Linked DNA regions of Homo sapiens: all the other regions are linked to region 2. The links are chromatin contacts, found by Hi-C in ENCODE. All regions are on one chromosome and are shown on one strand. The core of a region is the stretch at or near the end of the contact, and the rest is flanking DNA. Distances in the headings are between cores, read along the strand shown.

The links. Hi-C counts contacts between places; a loop is a spot of excess contacts on that map. Pooled maps may share reads with other maps.
Region 1: a loop to region 2 is called in a map with no recorded cell type, with 9 times the contacts of the local background. The contact joins the promoter of TRIM32 here to the enhancer-like site in region 2. A Hi-C loop is called at or near these places in 4 of 37 single-sample maps with no recorded cell type and 4 of 50 pooled maps.
Region 3: a pooled map shows a loop between it and region 2 (10-fold over the local background). The contact joins two enhancer-like sites. A Hi-C loop is called at or near these places in 3 of 37 single-sample maps with no recorded cell type and 2 of 50 pooled maps.
Region 4: a loop to region 2 is called in a pooled map, with 19 times the contacts of the local background. The contact joins two enhancer-like sites. A Hi-C loop is called at or near these places in 2 of 37 single-sample maps with no recorded cell type and 3 of 50 pooled maps.

What each region holds. Positions count from the first base shown.
Region 1 is chr9:116,686,054-116,689,353 of GRCh38, reverse strand. It overlaps TRIM32 (tripartite motif containing 32), which reads right to left and starts at 2,049. Exons shown (of 2, transcript NM_012210.4): 1 at 1,973-2,049. The region is part of intron 16 of ASTN2 (astrotactin 2); the gene reads left to right. RefSeq lists enhancers at 1,573-1,622, 2,063-2,382 and a silencer at 1,793-1,992.
Region 2 is chr9:115,205,541-115,208,577 of GRCh38, reverse strand. All of the region lies in intron 1 of DELEC1 (deleted in esophageal cancer 1), which reads right to left. Among named protein-coding and RNA genes, the nearest start is that of DELEC1, 65 kb to the right of the region's middle. Within about 2 kb of position 1,352, at least 2 of the 41 ENCODE cell types and tissues checked have a DNase peak (open chromatin) inside an H3K27ac peak, as active enhancers do.
Region 3 is chr9:116,951,088-116,954,040 of GRCh38, reverse strand. All of the region lies in intron 10 of ASTN2 (astrotactin 2), which reads left to right. Among named protein-coding and RNA genes, the nearest start is that of SNORA70C, 230 kb to the left of the region's middle. Within about 2 kb of position 1,525, at least 3 of the 41 ENCODE cell types and tissues checked have a DNase peak (open chromatin) inside an H3K27ac peak, as active enhancers do.
Region 4 is chr9:113,515,539-113,518,730 of GRCh38, reverse strand. RGS3 (regulator of G protein signaling 3) reads right to left here. Exons shown (of 23, transcript NM_001394167.1): 14 at 1,107-1,190. Among named protein-coding and RNA genes, the nearest start is that of RGS3, 53 kb to the right of the region's middle. RefSeq lists enhancers at 266-555, 957-1,086, 1,247-1,496. Within about 2 kb of position 1,455, at least 10 of the 41 ENCODE cell types and tissues checked have a DNase peak (open chromatin) inside an H3K27ac peak, as active enhancers do.

The DNA.
Region 1 (3,300 bases), core at 800-3,299, 1.5 Mb before region 2:
TCCTCACAACAATTCTGTGACATTGGTCTTGTTATCATAACCCCATTTTACAGATGAAGAGCCAAGGCACTGGGTGGTTAAGTAACTCATTCAAGGCCACAAAGTCAGGAAGAGATAGAGCTAGGACTTAAAGTCAGGAAGAGATAGAGCTAGGACTTGAACCCAGGGTATCTGACTCTAGGTCAGAGTGCCTCAACTTTGGCATTACTGACATTTTAGGCAGGATAATTCCTTACTGCGGGGGGGAAGGGCGTATCCCACACATTGTCAAATGTTTAACATAAAACATTATGTTTAATGTTTAATCTACCCACTTGAGGCCAGTAGTATCCCCCACCCTGTGACAACCAAAAAACATCTCCAGACATTGCCTAATGTCTCCTAGGAGACAAAGCCAGACTTGGTTAAGAACCACTGCTTTACAGTCTAGCACAGGACTAAATGCTCAATACCTAAGGGTTCCCTTTTTTTTTTCTGGTGGTTGTTGTTGTTGTTTTGTCTGTCTCCGAGCCCAAACACCTCACTCACAGAGCCACTGCCCCTTCAAGCTGTAATGGATCTTATATAGGATAAATTATTCCACTCATTCCCCTGGAGGTCTCACTTTCTATCTGCTATCGTAGCTTGGGGGTACAGGGAAAAAGGGCTTAGGCAGATGACCTTGAATAGTTCCACTTCTTCTTCCCCAAAGCCTACCACTTTCAGTGGGCCGGGGGACCGGTGGTCAGAATGGAGTTAGTGGCAATACCATACCTGCCTCATGATAACGGATCTTTGTTTAATAAATGAAGAAGATTCTGCCCTTCACAGGGATTACCACACTCCTTCAGGATTATCTGAACTGAAGATTTATCACTTTGTTCCTCAGCACCTGAACTCTGCTCATCTTCATATACTCATCCAGTTTCATACATTACTTTTAGGTCCTTGGGTCCCCTGAACTCCCTCTGTCTCCCATGCAGCGATTTAAGGAAAATCTCTTTAGCAGCCCAAGACACCAATCCACAAATCTACTCAGGGTCCTTTGATTTTATAGCCCAGTTAGGACATCTCCACCCCACGATTCAATCCTCTCCAAACCCTGTCCCCAACCCTCTTACAATTCCAAATTCCAATCTTTGGGGCTGTATATTGCAACCCTCGTCAATTCCTCACTCATATGCCCCAAATCCCTCGGACTCAGATCGTTTAATCCCTATTTCCAAATCTCTGCCACACTCAGCCCCGCACCTCAGTTCAACGCCCCAATTCCTCACCCCAGATTTCTGCTCTCCCTCAATCTGAGCCCCCATCTCCTGCATTCCATCGGGCACTGTGCTGCCCTCATACCCTGCTCCTTCCTCTTATGCACTGAATGTCATGTGCTGCCTTCACACCTCAGCCAGCTCCCTTCTTTCTGCTAACAAGATAGAGTCCCTCAAGAACTCACCCCACCCCCTCAATCTCACCCTCAGCCCACTCCGAAAACCCTTTCTCAATAGCACTTAGGATCGCCCTAGACCTTGCTCCTATCATCTCAGACCCTGTCCTTGCCAGATGCCTAGCGCCCCCAGATTTCCTCAAATCTCATCGGGGCCCCCCAGTTCCTTCATATTTCTGAAATTCTGCACCCAGGTCCCTCCAGGGCCCTGATTCCCTCCCATCTCCCACATGCTACACCCCGTTCCTCCTCAGGGCCCCGACATTACCTCATACCTCCCGAGATGCTGCAACCGCAAATCTCTTCAGAGCCCCTCGCTCCCCTCCCCCAGCTGCATCTCCTCGGATCTCCTCAGCCCCACGAATCCCTCCCGAGCCTGCCCCTCGCAGCCCCACCCCCACCCTAGTCCTGCCCCCCCCAGATCCGGTCCCCACACCCTGCCATTCGGGCGCGGCCGCTGCACGCCGGCACGTTCCCCCGCCTGGCCGCTGAGCCACGGCCCACGACTCCGGCCGCGGTCCCCAGTCCCCAACCCTCCTTCCCGCCCCCTACCTGACCGCCCGCGGCTCCGACGAGTCCACCGCCGGCAGCCCACCCGCCTGCCTCCCTCTGCGCACGCGCCGTTGAGCACCCCTTGCCGGGCGCCAATTCGCAGAGCTCCCTGTCCGTCACTGAGCCCCGCCTCCCCAGCATGCTGGGGCTTGTCGTGCAGCTGGCCCCAAGCGCGCGGGGCAAGGCGGCCCTGCAGGGGTGAGCTTTCCTCTGAGAACCCGGGGCCTTAGCGACACGTAATCCAGTTTTCCGTCTCCTTGGTGCAGATGAAGAAACCGACGCCCATGGGCGAAAGGGACCTGCTCAAGTTCACTCAGTAAGTCAGGAGATAAGCCAGAATGCGTATCTGACTCCAGTCTCAATGTCTACCCCTTCACAAAACGGTAGCCTCCAGGGTAGTCCTCAGCAAAGCGTTGGCACCTTACTGAATCTGTTTTTCCATCTGAGAAATGGGCCAACGGAAAAATCAAACTTCCATTCTGGGGAAGTCGAGAACCGGGACTCCCTAGGAAGGGCAGTGCTTTGGCCTCATGTTCTGTGCTCTGACAGAGAGCTGCACTAGAGACAAGTTTATCCATGAACACATTGCTCTGTAAAGGAATGTTTTGCCTACTCAGCTGGGAGGCCGACAGCAGAGGCAGACTTGGGGAGTACACTCTGCAGCCCCTGTCCCTGCAGACTGAAGGTACCCGGGAACCCAAACCAAGTGTAGTTTTGCTCGGGTGAAGGTGGAGGAATCTTACCAGGTGGGAGGTGATCTGGCCTGAGATTTGAGGGAATCTGGGGCACTAGGCATCTGGCAAGGACGAGGTCTGATACAGGACTGGCTGGCCACGACCTGCAGTCCCTGAAGTAGTTTGGGGCCAATCACCTACTCTCCAAGGTGACTATACTGTACAGCTTAGGAGCACAAAGGAGTTTGAAGTAGGATGGACTTGGATTTGAAATTCCCCTTAGCTATGTGACCCTGCACAATGATAAAACAATAAACAAAAACAATGACTAACATCTTTGAACACTTGCTGTCTGGCTACAGCTGAGGACTTCAGGTGCATAGCTCACTAAATCCTCATAAGGACCTAATGAGATAAGGCAGCTGATGGTTAACCTACACCTGTTGTGTAACCTAGGTGGTTACACAAGGCCACATATACCTAAGTGTTGGAGCCCAAATTTGTACCCAATTCTATCTGAGAACCCACTCTCTTAACCTTGTTTACTCTTTCTCCCCATTTTCTAAATTTCTAATTGAAGTTTGCCATGAAGATAAGCCAAGATTATGGTAGTTTGCACTTAATGATAACTATATTTGAAAAATTGTAATTAGC
Region 2 (3,037 bases), core at 103-2,602:
GTTAGACTGGGTAGGGATTCAGTAGGGAGAGACCCTGGGGTGTTTTTTAAAACCCATTTGTTCCTATCTTGTGGACCTTCAGTGATGTTCTCAAATGGGTCACGAGGCTGGTATTTTATAAGCAATATGATCCACAGCCATGAGGAGAGGAATGATTCTAATATAGTCCAGAAAACAGTAGGGCTTTCCACCTCAAAACTTTACTTTAAATCTTTGAAAAGAACTAGGTTTTCTACCCCAGGAGTCCAGCATCTCCTGACCCAGGGTTCTCCTAGCACAGTCAACAGGAATGAATGCCTTCCCTAAGCCCCTCGTGGTCACTTGATCCTCTGGCTCTTGGTTTACTTTTCCCTCTTCCTTAAACTGTTCATTTTCAAGTAACATGGGGAAAGTCACATCAGTCTTATTGAGTATCCCTAAAAAGTGGAGGCAGGAGAATGGACTTGACGATAGAAGAATTTATTCTTGGTCACTAAGTGTGCTCAGCTGGCTATGTCTACCTCCATACCTCCATACCTCCTCTGGAAGTAAAGAAGTACCCTGGAAGTAAAGAAGACTCATGAGGTAATAAAAAACAGTAAGTAAAATTGCTTTGCCACCTAGACTGCAAAGACGATGAATTCCCTAGTGTGTTTATCAAAATTAACTGACAGGTCTTATGAAAAGACTGACTTATTTAATATATAAGGAAAAAACATCACAAGATTCAACAATATAAATGCATATAATAGGCTGGGTTCCTGTTATAAGATATGGCACCTTGCATTTTCCATACACTAATTATCTAACTAAGTTATTATAAGTTAGACATTATCTTTATTTCACATATGAGGAAATAAAAGTCCAGGGACTCAAGTGATACACTCAAGTCTAGGTTTGAATCTCTCAGTCTGTGTTTTTGTCATTTCCCCGACATTTGCATATATGTGGTTTGCTTAGCACTGATGGTTTGAGAAATAATTTTAGCTGGTGCATGGAAAAATACATTTCCATTTTAATGAGTATGTATGAATAGTATGTGCATCCAAATATCCAGGCATATCAGAGTTGTGGTTTTGTGAAACTAATTGTTTAGGATGAAGCTACTTTTACTGGAGTCTATTTAAAGAAAAATATTCAGAAATTGAAACATTAAAAAGACAGGTTTGGAAAAAGTTGTTAAGAATGAGTGAAATGTGGGAAACTCTGTTCTGGGCCAGACTGCTCTCTGTGTTTTATAACGAATGGCTGCAGGCTACAGGAAGCAAGATTTCTCAGAAAGCCTTAGTCAATGTGTCGGTCACCTCCCCTGGTATTTGCCAGCTCCTGCTGACACCACCATCCCCTAGCTGAAAGTCCCTGCAGCTAGAAATCTAGAAAGAAGCCCTTCTCCTAATCTCATTAGCCAAGTCTTGGTGATTTTAGTTCTTCAGCAGCCATTCCTCCCCAGTGTCCTGATTGCCCCTAATGCTTACATTCACATTCCCCACAACATTCTCACAACAGCATTCTCACATTCTCACAACAGCATCTTAACTGGCCTTCCTAACTCTAATCTCACAAGCTATCCTGGAAAATCCCCAGACAGCCATGTTACTTTCTGTGGTAGGCTGAAATGTCCTCCATCAAAGCCCAAATTCTAATCCCCAGAACTTGCAAATTTGTTACTTTACATGGCAAAAGGGACTTTGCCAATGTAATTAAATTAAGGATCTTGAGATGGGGAGATAGTCCTGGACTATCTGGGACAAAAGTTCTTGTGAGAGAGACACAGTAGAGTCAGGCAGACACGAAGATGTGGCAACGGAAGCAGAATTCGGAATATGCTTGGCCACCAGCCAGGGAATATGGAGAACCTCTAGAAGCTGAGAAAGGTACGGCTTCCCCAAAACCAGAGGAATGCAATCTGCCTACCATGTTACACATCTGATCTCCAGAACTGTGAGTCTGTGTTGTTTCAGACCACTAAGTTTCATGTTGTGCGGCAGCAATAGAAAATGAATGCACTCTCCTGTCCAAAGCCCCTCTTTTTTCTTGCCCAAAATCCAGCTTCTTAATCATTAAGTCACTCTTCACAATGGAGCCTCCCAACTTTCCAGCCTTATTTCTTGACCTCCAACCCCAAAATTAATATCAATAGCTAATATTTATTTTGTACTTAACTATATGCCAAACACTAAACCAAAATGTGTATATATATATAAAACATATATATTACATATATTTGTTAACTCATTAAATTCTGACAATAACATACAAGATAGGAATTATTATTGTCCTCCTTCTTACAGATGAGGAAACTTGAAAAAGGTACACAACTTACTTAAGGTCCAGAATTAATAGTAGTAAGGGAAAGATGTAAATTCATACCAGTTTGATTTCAGCATCTCTGTTATTAAACAGTATGTTATATCTCAACCTTGGAGTTTTCAGACAACATCCCTACTCTTTCGTATTCCTAGAAACACTGTAGAGAAGAATGAAGCCATGATATAGAATCAAGAGAAACTGAGTAAAATAGAGGAGTAGGGACTCTGAAGAAGAGGGGCTTTAGGAATATTAGAAGCAAAGTGAGATGGCTCAAAGCTGATGAGGACTGGGTGAGCCAACATTAGACATATGCTGGATTATTTCCTTTATAGGGCCCTGGACATACTTGTTGGGCCAGGAGAAAAATATTAAAGGGGAGGTATGGAGGTAGACATAGCCAGCTGAGCACGCTTAGTGCCCAAGAATAAATTTTTCTATCATCAAGTCCATTCTTCTGCCTCCATTTTTTAGGGATACTCAGTAAGACTGGTGTGACTTTCCCCATGTTACTTGAAAATGAACAGCTTAAGGAAGAGGGAAAAGTAAACCAAGAGCCAGAGGATGCCATATGGTGTGGTGATGATCAGGACTAACTCACAAACCAGACAACCTGGGATTAGTACCAGAGCTGAGTTTTTCATTCCCATTTTTCTTGGTTCTAAAACTCATGTTCTTATCCTAATTCCATGAATATTTAACAGACAAAACATGTTAACTCAGCTAACCAGAATGAAATGGATAGAAACTT
Region 3 (2,953 bases), core at 276-2,775, 1.7 Mb before region 2:
AGCCCTTAAAAAAAGATAAGAAAACCAAGCCCTGTGTAACCCGCCCAAGCTTACATGTCCATACATACATGGACAGGTCAAGGGTGTGAACTAGCACAAGGTTCTCTGTCTCTGAGCCCATTGTGTGACCCCTTCTACTCCACTGGACTTGATGGACAGATGACTGATGGATACAGATTGAGCTACAGCTCTGCCACTAATGAGCTAAATGACCTTGGACAAGTCTCTTATCTGCTCTAAGTTTCAGTTTTTCTATCCAAGAATGTGAGCAACTAACCTGATCACACTGTTGAGGCTTTAAACCATCAAGGATCAAGTGTTGAGCACATAGTGCAGGGCTTTGCACTCAGGAGATGCTCAATACAGGGAACCCATCTTTTTTGTTGTTGTTAAAAAAACAAAAAATCAAATATTCTTTAGGCAGCAGCTACCCTAGAGGACAATGAAACCTGTCAGCATTCTTGTTGGACAGCTGCCTGGTCTCTGTAATTCGGGTCCTAACCAGGAGCTAGAAAATTAACTTGGAAACTGAGGATGCAAAAATGAGTGTCTCATTCTGGGTTCCTCTGGGTCTCTCTGCCTTCCTCTGAGCAGATGCTGGGCTCCAGCAACACCTGGTACCTGCAGAACTCTCAGGAAATTGGCTTGGCTAGAATGTCTTAATAGCCTGCTCTCTAGCCAAAACAATTTGCAGTGGGAAAAGCAAGGGTTTAGAAGTCAAACAGATACAGATTCAATTGTAACTATAACACAACCTCTCTTTGTGGCTTTGGGCACCCCACTTAACCTTGTTAGGCCTCAGTTTCCTTATCAGTAAAATGTGATAATTACACCTTATTTTCAGTTAAGCCAAAGAATGATTCACTGCTGCCAAACAATCTCAGCTAATAAATGCTGTTATTTGCCTCAGTGGGTGGGGGAGTTAAAATCACAAACTGTCCTTTCCATAGCAGACATTTGCAGATCTATTGGGTCGGAGATGGAGAACTGGGAGTCTCCTCCACCCCTTCCTTTTATAATAGAGAAGCTAAGGAACAGAAATGACATGGCCTGGCCCAAGGTCGCACTGTGGGACAATAAGACGGGCCACCTGGATCCCTGTCAGAGGGTCTTTCACATTTTGTTAGGCTACATGTCAACAGCCCAGGTCAGCACAAATGTCCCTTGTTTTCAGAGTCACCGGTGGCTGAGCAGTAAGTAATTGGGCCCCTCCTCAAAGGCTGTAATCAAAGGCAGCCTTGAGCTTGGAGGCAGCTCCAACGGCGATTGCTCGGCTAGCTGAGGAAGAGGCTTGAGGCCAATATCAGCGGCCCTGGGCTCCTGACAGCAGGTGTGGATGATGAATGGGCAGCTTAACATGATGGAGCAAATTGATCATTTCATCACTGACCACAACTTATTCATTTCTGCAAAGACGGCAATTCATTACCCTGCATGTCACGCTGCCCATGTCATTGCCAGAGATAAAAGCCTGAGGCCTCACAGCCTGTGCCTCTCATCACATCTCACCTCTTCTTAAAGGGAGAGAAAGAATGCGGAAATTGAGAGCCAGATGCTCAAGGCTGCTCCAGGGCCCTTATTCTTGCCAGATCCTGGAGGCCATTTCTTCTTCACCAGGAAATGAACAGGAATGAACCCCAAGAGCTTCTAAGCCAATCAACAATAGCAAATGCATTGCATCTTTGAGGCCAGCCTTATACTCTCTGGAGCATAAGGCCGAGAAGGATTCTGTGGCTGCATGCGAGCCCAATAGGAATGAATGCCAGAATTGATTAGTCATGTCTATGGTAGGTCTAGAGTAAGTAGTCAGACATACCCCATGCATTACTATTCATAAAGTCGTGGTGGTGGTTGGGCTATTTTCTGCAACTCTCAAATCATGTCAAGTGCTCACTAGCATTAAGAATAAACTAAAAGGCAGTTACAAATACAGTAATGCAGTTATAATCAAGTAATGGAAAAGCTTACATATTATTGTGATTTTAGTCAATACAGTTGCTCTCAGCTATAGTGGCACAACCCACAGGCTTTGACCACATGAGTTATTGGGTAAGTCCCAAGAAATGTAACAACAAAAATAGTCACATTACTCAAGTTACTCTGATTTTTAGTATTTGAAACTATGGGGTTAGGTAAGTTGTCAGAAATGTAGTGCTAATAATAGTCTAATTACTCAAGTTTCAAAATATTTTGTCTTTTGGAGGGATTTTTTAAAATGCAATGGATATGACCTTAGAAGTAAAATAACATCTCCCACTTGTGTTTGGGGAATGTTACCTTGAGTGGAAGAGAGAAAAGTGAGATCATAGATAACTTGCTGGTGATTGCATGCTTACAGATCCCCTACTGATCTTAACCATGGTGCCTCCCATAGCTTCTGCCACCAAATACCAATACCACCCTCTCCTACTCATCTCTAGAGTGTGGCTTGCTTCCTATCTAAGGGAAATCTCTCTGCCTGACCCTGATCTCATGCACTTCAGTTTATTGAAGGACCTTGTTCTACTGATCATACCTTCCCTCTCCTTTATCTTTGTAGACTCTATTCACAGTCTATGCCAAAACCAAACCTAACTGACTTAACTATAAATGGGAACCAACTGTTCCACATGATTGGTGATGATGCTGTGTGAGAGATGGGCTCATACATGGCAGTATCTACAACCACAGATCTTTTTTTTTTTTTTTTTTTTTTTTTTTTTTGAGACAGAGTTTCACTCTTGTTGCCCAGGCTGGAGTGCAGTGGCGTGATCTTGGCTCACTGCAACCTCTGCCTCCCAGGTTCAAGCTGTTCTCCTGCCTCAGCCTCCCAAGTAGCTGGGATTACAGGCGTGCGCCACCATGCCAAGCTAATTTTGTATTTTTAGTAGAGACAGGGTTTCTCCATGTTGGTCAGGGTGGTCTCAAACTCCAGACCTCAGGTGATCCACCCACCTCAGCCTCCCAAAGTGCT
Region 4 (3,192 bases), core at 206-2,705, 1.7 Mb after region 2:
AGAGGAGGTTCGGAAAAGAGGAGGTCCAGAAATACAGTAGGCAACAGCGAGCGGTGGAAGGGAGCATGCAGTCCCCCAGGGCACTCCCTTGAAAAAGATAATGTACATTTGGAATAGATGAGTTCCAGTCCAGTCTGCTTACTTAAAAAACAAACCAACCTCCTGCTTCAGCCACAGTCACACATAGTGTCCCAGAAGGCTGAGGTTTAAAGCGTCCTTACAGACCAACCTCTGACCCTGCCCTTACTGCCTCAAATACACACATACCTACTGCTCAGATGGAAAGACTGAGGAAGAAGGAAGAAATCACATGTGAGCCAGCAGCAGACCTGGGTCTCGATACAAACTTCCTGTCTCCAAGTTTCCTGATCTTTCCACTACCCCAAGCTGCCACTCGACTCAGCCAAGGCAGCTCTACATTGGGGCCTGATCTGCAAAGAGCCTGCTACCCTCACCCCATGGCCCCAGGTAGCCAGGGCAGAGCCCAGGGCTCCAACTTCTGTACCCAAGTAGTTTAAGCTCAGAGACTGAACTGACCAGCTCTGGGGTTGTGTAGATGAATGAAGTTCTCCCAATTAGAGAAAAGCATCCCAGGCCAGCTCCCAGGAAGGGTGACACAGGTCCCATGTCAGCACCCCACAGGCAGAGCTACAACCCAGGCGAAATCATAGACTCGTCTCTCAGAAGAGGACATGGGATTTGGGTTAAAACAGGCCCAGAAAACTCAGGTAAACTGATGCTGGTCTAAAAATTCACTTTGGCTAATAGCTTTACTCTTCCTGCCACCAAAGTCACTCCCCACAGCCAGGGTAAATTGCCATCTCTTCTGCTCCTGAGAGGAAGGTGGGATAAACAATGGGGTGTCTTTAGGGGCTGGGGAAACTTTCTAACCATCAAAGAAGGATTCGACAGCTTTTGAAAGGAGATGTACAAGAAAAAGCTGGGTAGCCTTTGCTAGGGAGAGTGGCGGGGTCCTTCTCAGGTCTCCCCTACCCTGAGAATGTACAATTCTAAGATACTCAGGAAGAGACCAAAGTGAGGGGCCTGGAGAATGCCAATGAAGCCCACCCAGAAAGCCCCCTAAAAAATGCAGGTGAAAGTCTTACCTCGGCAGCCTTGTTCCTCCCTTCATACAGCAGCAGCTCCTCTGACAGCAGGAGGGTCCGGGCAGGATTACAGAGATCTAGAGGCTGGAAATAAAGCAGGCTGAGTGGGCAGTTCAAAAAGAGGCTGGGTGAGGACCCGGGGGGAGGAAGCAGCAGCTTGTCAAAGCCAGCCACAGAGAACCCTCTGACCCAGAGAAGACTGTCAGCCCGCCACCGACCCGAGAACCCACACACCCCCTCATACATAAGATGGAAACAGAAAGAGAGACGCTGCTGTCCTGTGGAACTGTTGCTGCCACCTTCCCCATCAACCCTCACCGTGAGAGCTACACTCATTGACAGGAAGTCTAACCACAGGCTTAGGCCCTCTGCAGTCCTCAGCCCCAGCTCTCACCCCCCACTGCACTGGGCTCCTGGGCCCTCCCAGCCCCCGCCATCCCCCATCTATCCTGTTCATGCCTCACAGGACCAAGAGGCATCCTGAGAGCCACATGCCAAGAGATTTGGTCACTTGAGTCCCTTCAAAGCCAGGCCAGTCCCTGCTCTGCACTCATAGCACACTTGAACTGTCTCCTTCTCAGGCAATCCCCCAAGGGTCAATTATCACCCAAACCTCTCACCCTACTCCCTCACCTTGCCCAGCCCAGCCCAGAGGAAGCTCCCTAAGCTCTGGATTACCCAGCAGGACTTGTCCTTATGACTGTATATTTCTAATATGGCTTCTAAGTACATGACATCAAGCAAGGTGCTTAAAGAAAGATCATGAAACAAATAGCAAGCTGGACCTGAAATCCCAGCTACTTGGGAGGCTGAGGTGGAAGGATCATTTGAGGCCAGGAGCTTGAGGTTACAGTGAGCTGTGATCATACCACTGCACTCCAGCCTGGGGGACACAGCGAGAGACTGTCTCTTAAATAGAAGTAGTTTCTTATACAAATATTAAAATGAACATGAAAATTAGACACAGGCCGCATGTGGTGGCTCATGCCTGTAATCCCAGCACTTTGGAAGGCCGAGGCGGGTGGATCACCTGAGGTCAGGAGTTCGAGACCAGCCTGGCCAACATGGTAAAACCCCGTCTCTACTAAAAATACAAAAAACTAGCCAGGCATGGTCGTGGGCACCTGTAATCCCAGCTACTTGGGAGGCTAAGGCAGGAGAATTGCTTGAACCTGGGAGGTGGAGGTTGCAGTGAGCCGAGATCGCACCCTTGCACTCCGGCCTGGGCAAAAAGAGTGAAACTCCATCTCAAAAAAAAAAAAAGAAAAAGAAAGAAAATTAGACATTGTAGATGCCAAGAACTTTGTGTCACATGCTAAGAAAGAGAAGAGACCCACAGAAAGGCTAAGGCCAGGCCCTGCTGACAGAGCTGTCTAAGGGGAGGCGTGTGAGCTCCCAGAGATGTGTTGCATCCTAACAAAGTGTGCCTACTGGACAGTGACAGGCTCAGACTGGGATGCCAGGGAGACCAGAGAGGCACAGGCAGAAATGAAGCCCGTGGGGCCAAGTCATGTCTATGCTGCTGATAAGACGATAAACCATTAGAATCTTCCTGCAAAGCAATTTGTCAATATGTGTAAAGAGCCTTTAAAATGTTTATGACCCATGACCCAGTCATTTCCCTTTCAGCAATCTCTCCCAAGGAAAATAATCAGAGAGGCAATCCATGCGCAAGGATTTTCATCACAGGGTTATTTACAATAGCAAAAGAGTAGACAGAAGTATCTGAATACAGAACTGGTTAAATAAATACAGTATACCCATATAAAAGAAGAGTGGGCAACCACCGTAAAACACAGAGCATTTAGTGGTGTGGGAAAGGTTCATGCTACAATTTTCCTTTTAAAAAGGCAACATGATATAAAATATAGAATAAGGTCTGTTTTTTAATGTGCATATGCACACAGAAAAGATGCTGAAATGTTCACACTATCATATCTGGGTGATGGAATAAATAAAGATTTTTAGGTTTTTGTTTTGTTTCTTTTTTTTTTGAGACAGAGTCTCACTCTGTCTCCCAGGCTGGAGTGCAGTGGTGTGATCTCGGCTCACTGCAACCTCCACCCCCCAGGTTCAAGCGATTCTC